Regions from separate parts of the Homo sapiens genome. Here region 2 is linked to region 1. A link is a contact called in ENCODE Hi-C or POLR2A ChIA-PET data. All regions are on one chromosome and are shown on one strand. Each heading gives the region's core, a stretch centred on a gene start or an enhancer-like site at or near the end of the contact. The rest is flanking DNA. Distances are from core to core; before and after follow the strand shown.

Evidence for each region. Hi-C counts contacts between places; a loop is a spot of excess contacts on that map. ChIA-PET counts read pairs that join two places held with the same protein, here RNA polymerase II (POLR2A). Pooled maps may share reads with other maps.
Region 2: a pooled map shows a loop between it and region 1 (4-fold over the local background). The contact joins the promoter of RRP1 here to the enhancer-like site in region 1. A Hi-C loop is called at or near these places in 1 of 168 maps with a recorded cell type or tissue (Right ventricle myocardium superior) and 9 of 50 pooled maps. POLR2A ChIA-PET finds 5 or more read pairs at or near these places in 4 of 52 experiments (H1, PC-3 and activated naive CD4-positive, alpha-beta T cell).

The regions. Positions count from the first base shown.
Region 1 is chr21:43,840,850-43,844,628 of GRCh38, forward strand. No RefSeq gene overlaps it. Among named protein-coding and RNA genes, the nearest start is that of AGPAT3, 22 kb to the right of the region's middle. Within about 2 kb of position 2,067, at least 3 of the 41 ENCODE cell types and tissues checked have a DNase peak (open chromatin) inside an H3K27ac peak, as active enhancers do.
Region 2 is chr21:43,787,673-43,791,451 of GRCh38, forward strand. RRP1 (ribosomal RNA processing 1) reads left to right here and starts at 1,905. Exons shown (of 13, transcript NM_003683.6): 1 at 1,905-2,090; 2 at 3,678-3,760. The coding sequence starts at 1,958. RefSeq lists silencers at 1,706-1,935, 2,146-2,315 and an enhancer at 1,966-2,075.

The DNA.
Region 1 (3,779 bases), core at 817-3,316:
TTTGAAGCACAAAAGTTTAAACTTTTAAAAATTTACAAATCGGCCAGTCGCAGTGGCTCATGCCTGTAATCCCAGCACTTTAGGAGGCCGAGGTGGGAGAATCACTTTAGGCCATGAGTTCGAGACCAGTCTGGCCCACACAGCGAAAACCCATCTCTCCCAAAAATACAAAAATTAGCCAGGAGTGGTGGCGCGTGCCTGTAGTCCCAGCTATTCGGGAGGCTGAAGCAGGAGAATTGCTTGAACCCGGAAAGTGGAGGTTGCAGTGAGTCGAGGTCACGCCATTGCACTCCAGCCTGGGTCACAGAGTGAAAGTTTTAACTTTGATGGAGTCCAATCTGTCTATTTTTTTTCTTTGGTTGCGTGTGCTTTTGGTGTCATATCTAAGAAGCCATTGCCTAATCCAGCGTCACCGAGATTTATGCCTGTGTTTTCTTCTAAAAGTCTCATAGTTTTAGTCTTATACTTAGGTCTTTGATTTAAGCTAAATATTGTACATGGTGTGAGATAAGGGTCTAACTTTATTATTTTGGATGTGGCTATTAAGCTGTCCCAGCACCATCTGTTGAAAAGACTATTCTTTCCTGATTGAGTGTATTTATTTATTTATTTATTTATTTATATATTTTTGAGGCAGAGTCTTGTTCTGTTGCCCAGGCTGGAGTGCAGTGGCACGATCTTGGCTCACTGCAAGCTCCGCCTCCCTGGTTCACGCCATTCTCCTGCCTCAGCCTCCCGAGTAGCTGGGACTACACGTGCCCGCCACCATGCCTGGCTAATTTTTTGTATTTTCAGTAGAGACGGGGTTTCCCCTTGTTAGCCAGGATGGTCTCGATATCCTGACCTCGTGATCCACCCACCTCGGCCTCCCAAAGTGCTGGGATTACACGTGTGAGCCACCGCGCCCGCCCCAATTGAGTGTTTTTGGAATGCTGTTTTGAAAATCGATTGACCATGTATGTAAGGGTTTATTCTTGAACTCTTCATTCTACCTCATTGATCTCTATGTCCATCCTTATGCCCAGTCCCCCAACTTTCTTCTTTTTCAAGACTGGTTATTCTGGATCTTTTGTATTTTCATATAAAATTTAAGGCAAGCTTTTCAATTTTTTTTTTTTTTTTTTTTAAAAGCAGCTGGGATTTTGATAGGAATTGAGTTGAATCTGCAGATCAACCTGGAAAGTATTGCCATCTTAGTAAGTATTCCCATCAATACTTAGGAAAGTATTGCCATCAATAGTAAGTCTTCTGATCTATAAACATGGGATATGTTTCCATTGACTTAGGTCTTTAAAAATGTTCTTTCAGGCCGGGCATGTTGGCTCATGCCTGTAATCCCAGCACTTTAGGAGGCCGAGGTGAGCAGATCACTTGAGGTCAGGAGTTTGAGACCAGCCTGGCTAACATGGTGAAACCCCATCTCTACTAAAAATACAAAAAATAGCCAGGTGTGGTGGCAAATGCCTGTAATCCCAGCTACATGGAAGGCTGAGGCAGGAGAATTGCTTGAACCCGGGAGGTGGAATCTGCAGTGAGCCGAGATTGCGCCACTGCACTTCAGCCTGGGTGACAGAGCGAGACTTTGTCTCAGGAAAAAAAAAAAAAGTTCTTTCAGTTATATTTTGTAGTTTTCAGTGTGCAGATCTTGCACATCTTTTGTTAAATTTATTCCTAAGTATTTTAATCTTTGTGATGCTATTGTGAACGGTTTCCTTAATTTGACTTTCTGATTGTTCATTACTATTTGTAGAAATGCAACATATTTTTGTATATTGATTGTGTTTCCTGCAGCCTTGCTAAATTCATTTATTCATCCTAATATTTGTTGATTTTTTTTTGTGTGTGTGTGTGTGTGTGTGTGTGTGTGTGTGATCCTTATGATTTTCCATATATAAGACCATGTCATCTGTGAATAAAGATAGTGTTACTTCCTTTTTAATCCAGATGCCTTTTATTTCTTTTCCTTGCTTGGTTGTTCTGGTTTGTCTCTAGTAGAATGTTGAACAGAAGTGGTAACAACAGAGATCCTTGTCTTATTCCTAATCTTGAGGGGAAAGCATTTAGTCTTTCATTATTAAGTATGATGTTAGCTGGATTTCATAAGTACCCGTTTTCACTTCAGGTTCACTTTCAGTTTCAGGTTGAAGAAGCTTCCTTCTATTTCTAGTTTTTTTTTGTTTTACCATGAAAGGATGTTAAATTTTGTCAAATGCTTATTTATTTATTTATTTATTTATTTTTTAAGATGGAGTTTTGCTCTTGTTGCCCAGGCTGGAGTGCAATGGCGTGATCTCAGCTCACCGCAACCTCCACCTCCTGGGTTCAAATGATTCTCCTGCCTCAGCCTCTTGAGTAGCTGGGATTACAGGCATGCGCCACCATGCCCAGCTAATTTTTTGTATTTTTAATAGAGATGGGGTTTCTCCATGTTGATCAGGCTGGTCTCGAACTCCCAACCTCAGGCGATACGCCCACCTCGGCCTCCCAAAGTGCTGGGATTACAGGCGTGAGCCACCGTGCCCGGAATTTTTTTTTTTTTTTTGAGTCGGAGCCTCACTTTGTCGCCTCCTTCTGATGCCTGTAATCTCAGGCCCTGGAGTGCAGTGGTGCGATCTCGGCTCACTGTAGCCTCCACCTCCCGGGTTCAAGTGATTCTCGTGCATCAACCTCCCAAGTAGCTGGGATTACAGGCACGCACACCACCACGCCCAACTAATTTTTGTATTTTTAGTAGAGACAGGGTTTTGCCATGTTGGCCAGGCTGGTCTCCAACTTCTGGCCTCAAGCAATTCACCCACTTTGGCCTCCTAAAGTGGAGGGATTACAGGGGTAAGCCATCGCGCCTGGCCAATTTTTAAATTTTTGGGTAGAGACAGGGTCTCACTATGTTGCCAGGCTGTTCTTGAACTCCTGGGCTCAAGCGATCCTCCAGCATCAGCCTCCCAAAGCACCGGGATTACGCTGTGAACTGCCATGCCCAGCCCTGGATTTTCATATCTTGAGTCAACTTGGCATTCTTGGAATAAATCCCACTTAGTTGTGGTGTATAATTCTTTCTGTACTTTACTGGATCTGATTTGCTAGTGTTTTGTGGAGAATTTTTGTATCTATATTCATGACAGATGCTGGTTTGTATGTTTTTTTTTTTTTTTCTTTTTTCTTGTGATGTCTTTGCTTGGATTTAGCTTCGGGATAGAACTAGCCTCCTATAATGAGTTGGGAGTGTTCTCTAATTTTCTATTTTTTGGAAAAATTTGTGGAGGATTGGTATTAATTCTTTCTTAAGTGTTTGGTAGAAATTACCAATATAGTTATCTTGGCCTTGGTTTTTTTTTTTTTTGTATGTAGTTTTTAAAAAATATTACTAATTCAATTCCTTTACTTGTTACAAATCGATTAAGATTTTCTATTATTTCTTGAGTCAATGTGGTAGTTTGTATCTTTTTAGGAATTTGTCTATTTCATCTAAGTTATATAATTTGTTGGCATACAATTATTTATCTTATTTTCTTATAATACTTTTACTTCTGTAATGTCAGTAGTAGGCCGGGTATGGTGGCTCATGCCTGTAATCTCAGCACTTTGGGAGGCCAAGGAGGGCAGATCACCTGAGGTCAGGAGTTCGAGACCAGCCTGGCCAACATAGCAAAACCCCGTCTCCACTAAAAATACAAAAATTAGCTGGGTGTGGTGGCGCACACCTGTAATCCCAGCTACTTGGGAGGCCGAGGCAGGAGAATTACTTGAACCTGGGAGGCAGAGGTTGCAGTGAGCCAAGA
Region 2 (3,779 bases), core at 655-3,154, 53 kb before region 1:
GATCACCTGAGGTCAGGAGTTCGAGATCAGCCTGGCCAACATGGTGAAACCCCATCTCTACTAAAAACACAAAAATTAGCCAGAAATTGCTTGAATCCTGGAGGTGGAGGTTGCAGTGAGCCAAGATCGTGCCACTGCACTCCAGCCCGGGCGACAGAGTGAAACTGTCTCAACAACAACAACAACAACAAGAACTAATTCAGATTCTAAAACCAGTTGCTAAATGTTTCCTTTTTTTTTTCTTTTTAGACAGAGTTTCAAAATCTGTCGCCCAGGCTGGAGTGCAGTGGCCGGATCTTGGCTCACTGCAACCTCCGCCTCCTGTGTTCAAGCAATTCTCTTGCCTCAGCCTCCCGAGTAGCTGGGATTACAGGTGCTCGCCACCACACCCAGCTAATTTTTGTATTTTTAGTAGAGATGGGGTTTCACCATGTTGGCCAGGATGGTCTCGAACTCCTGACCTCGGGTGATCCACCTGCTTTGGCCTCCCCAAGTGATGGTTGGGATTACAGGCATGAGCCACCACTGCCAGCCTTTTCAACTTTTTATGAAAAATTTCATACATAGAAAATGTCAGAAGATAGGTCAATGAAGACCTGTATTCCTGCCTGTAGACGCCACACTTGTATTTTTTTGAGACGGAGTCTCACTCTGTCACCCAGGCTGGGGTGCAGTGGCGCGATCTCGGCTCACTGCAAGCTCCGCCTCCGGGGTTCACGCCATTCTCCTGCCTCAGCCTCCTGAGTAGCTGGGACTACAGGCGCCCGCCACCACGCTCAGCTAATTTTTTGTGTTTTTAGTAGAGACGGGGTTTCACCGTGTTAGCCAGGATGGTCTCGATCTCCTGACCTCATGATCCGCCCGCCTCGGCCTCCCAAAGTGCTGGGATTACAGGCGTGAGCCACCGCGCCCGGCCAACGCCACAACTGTTAACAGTGTGCCATAGTTGCTTATCTGCATACACATATGTGCGTGTAATGATTTACTTTTTTGCAGAATGAATTACAGACATCATGACAGGTCACCTTTACCAAAGAGTTCTGCAGTTATTTCTAAAAATAAAGAATATTTTTCTACTTCAGGGTATGTCAAACTGTGGCCCTAGGCCAAATGCAGCCTCCCCGTTTTTTTTTTTGTTGTTGTTTTTTGAGACAGAGTCTCACTCTGTCGCCCAGGCTGGAGTGCAGCGGCGCAATCTCGACTCACTGCAACCTCCGCCTCCCGGATTCAAGCAATTCTCCTGCCTCAGCCTCCTGAGTAGCTGGGATTACAAGCGCCCGCCACTACGCCTGGCTAATTTTTGTATTTTTAGTAGAGACAGGGTTTCACCATGTTGGTCAGGCTGGTCTCAAACTCCTGACCTCGTGATCCACCCGCCTCAGCCTCCCAAAGTGCTGGAATTACAGGCGTGAGCCACCGCGCCCGGCACACCCCTGGTTTTAAAAATAAAGTTTCGAGCCGAGAGTGGTGGCGCCCGTGGTCCCAGCTCCTCGGGAGGCTGAGGCTGGGGGATCCCTGGAGCCCGCGAGGCAAAGGCTGCAGTGAGCCGAGATCGCGCCTTGCACTCCAGCGTGGGTAACAGAGCGAGACCCTGTCTCAGGAAAAAAATACAAGTGGGGTTATAAATAAAATGAGATTAAAAAACAACAGATCTTTGCCTCAGAATCCCGACCCACCGCAGCCCCAGCGAGGCGCAGGCGCAGGCGCAGGCGCGCGCTCGCTGGTTCCGCCCATGCGCACAGGCAGGGAGCGCGCGCCCCCTCTGTAGCCTTCGGCCTCCGGGGGCTGCAGTTGCGCGGCTCGGCCACTGCGCGGCGGTGGCGTGCGCCTGGGCGGTGTCGCGGGCTGTGACGTCACGCCACGCGCCGGGGCCAGGAGGAGGCGGGCGCAGGAGGCGCGTGCTCAGTGTGCTGGGTACCAGGCGACTCCGGGACAGGGGGTCTCGGCCGTCGGCGTCATGGTTTCGCGCGTGCAGCTCCCGCCTGAGATCCAGCTGGCTCAGCGCCTGGCGGGGAATGAGCAGGTGACCCGGGACCGGGCGGTGAGGAAGCTCCGGAAATACATCGTCGCCAGGACTCAGCGGGCCGCAGGTTGGCGGGGGTGTGGGCGGCTGGCGTCTCGGGGGCCGGCTGGGCTGGTGCGGGTGTGGGCGGCGGCGGCCGGAGCTGGGGGCCCTCCGAGCCCTGTGGAACCTCCACGTGGCCGGGCCGGGCAGGCGGGGTCCACTGGCCTGTTCCCGCTGTTACCGGCCCACGGCCCCCGCCGCCGCTTTCCCTCGTGGTGCGGTGACTCTGGTCCCTCTGCGAGAACGCTCCTCCCCAGCCCCGTAACCCCTTTCCTAGCTCAGGCGTCCCCTCCCTCCAGTAGACCATGTACTCCTGCTGCCCTGCTGTTTGGGCACCCAGTATTTTTCCCTCATGGCAGCATTTCCCACTGTTTGCAGTTTTCTGTTTTGCGTTAATTATTGGATTGTTTTCCGATTTCCACTCGAGAGTACCTCTCTGAGGGCCGAGAATCTACTTCTTGTTCATGGTACCAGGTGGTTCTCCGAGCGTGGTCCCCCATCAGCAGTAGCATCCCCTGGACATTTGTTAGAAATACACGTTCTATGCCGGGCGCAGTGGCCCAAGCCTGTAATCCCAGCTACTTGGCACGTCGATGTGGGAGGATCACAAAGGCCCAGGAGTCCAGCCTGGGCAACATAGCAAGACTCCATTTCCATCGCAAAAGAAAAGAAAGAAATGCAAGTTCTAGGATCCCAGCCCTACTAAATCAGGACTGGCATCTGCTTTATGAAGCTGTTCAAGTGCTTCTGCTCCCCACACTCAGCCTGAGAACCACTGCTGCAGGAACAGGTTGCCAGACACATAGGACTTCAGTGAATGTCAACTGAGTAATGTTTTAAATTAAAATTTTTTGTTATTTTTCTGAGTGAGACAGACCTCACTGTCATCCGTGGTGGAGGAGTGCATTGGCACGATTACAGCTCACTGCAGCCTCTACCTCCCAGGCTCAAGTGAGCCTCCCATCTCAGCCTCCCCAATAGCTGGGACTACTGGCACCGTGCGGCCAGGCCAGCTAAGTTTTGTATTTTTTGTACAAATTGGGGTCTTCCTATGTTGCCCAGACTGGTCTTGAACTCCTGGCCTCAAGTGATCCTGCCTCAGCACTCAATTCCAAAGTGCTGGGAGTACAGGCGTGAGCCACCGCACCTGGCCTCAGTAATTTCTGTTTCTCTCGTAGTCTGAATGCCTGAGTTCACTTTCTTCTTTTAGTATTTGAGATATATTACAGGAGAGTGCAGAAGCCCTCAGTATAATGCTGGATGAATTATCACCAACAGATTAACCTTGTGGCCACTGTCCAGCTTAGGAAACCGTCAAGGTTCGCAATTTTGAATTTCCAAAATGGAGTATGGTGCCTGATACCTTGTAGATCTCAGTCGGTTTTACTGTGTGCGTGAAGTAGCAGTTACCTGGAGTAGCCGCATAGCCACAGGCGCGGCAGGTTCTGGGTTAGAAGGATTGTTTGAAGGGGAGGGCCAGATTCTGCCCCCCAGTTGCCTTTACCGTAAGTGGGACTTTGGTCTCATTCAGGCAGTCACGTTTCTGTGGCTTCCTTTCTGGCACTCGAAGGTGTGGGATTCATTTGGTCCAACCGTTGCTGTTTTGATGCAGGTGGTTTTACGCACGACGAGCTGCTGAAGGTGTGGAAAGGACTGTTTTATTGCATGTGGATGCAGGACAAGCCACTCCTCCAGGTGAGTGGGGGGAGCAGCA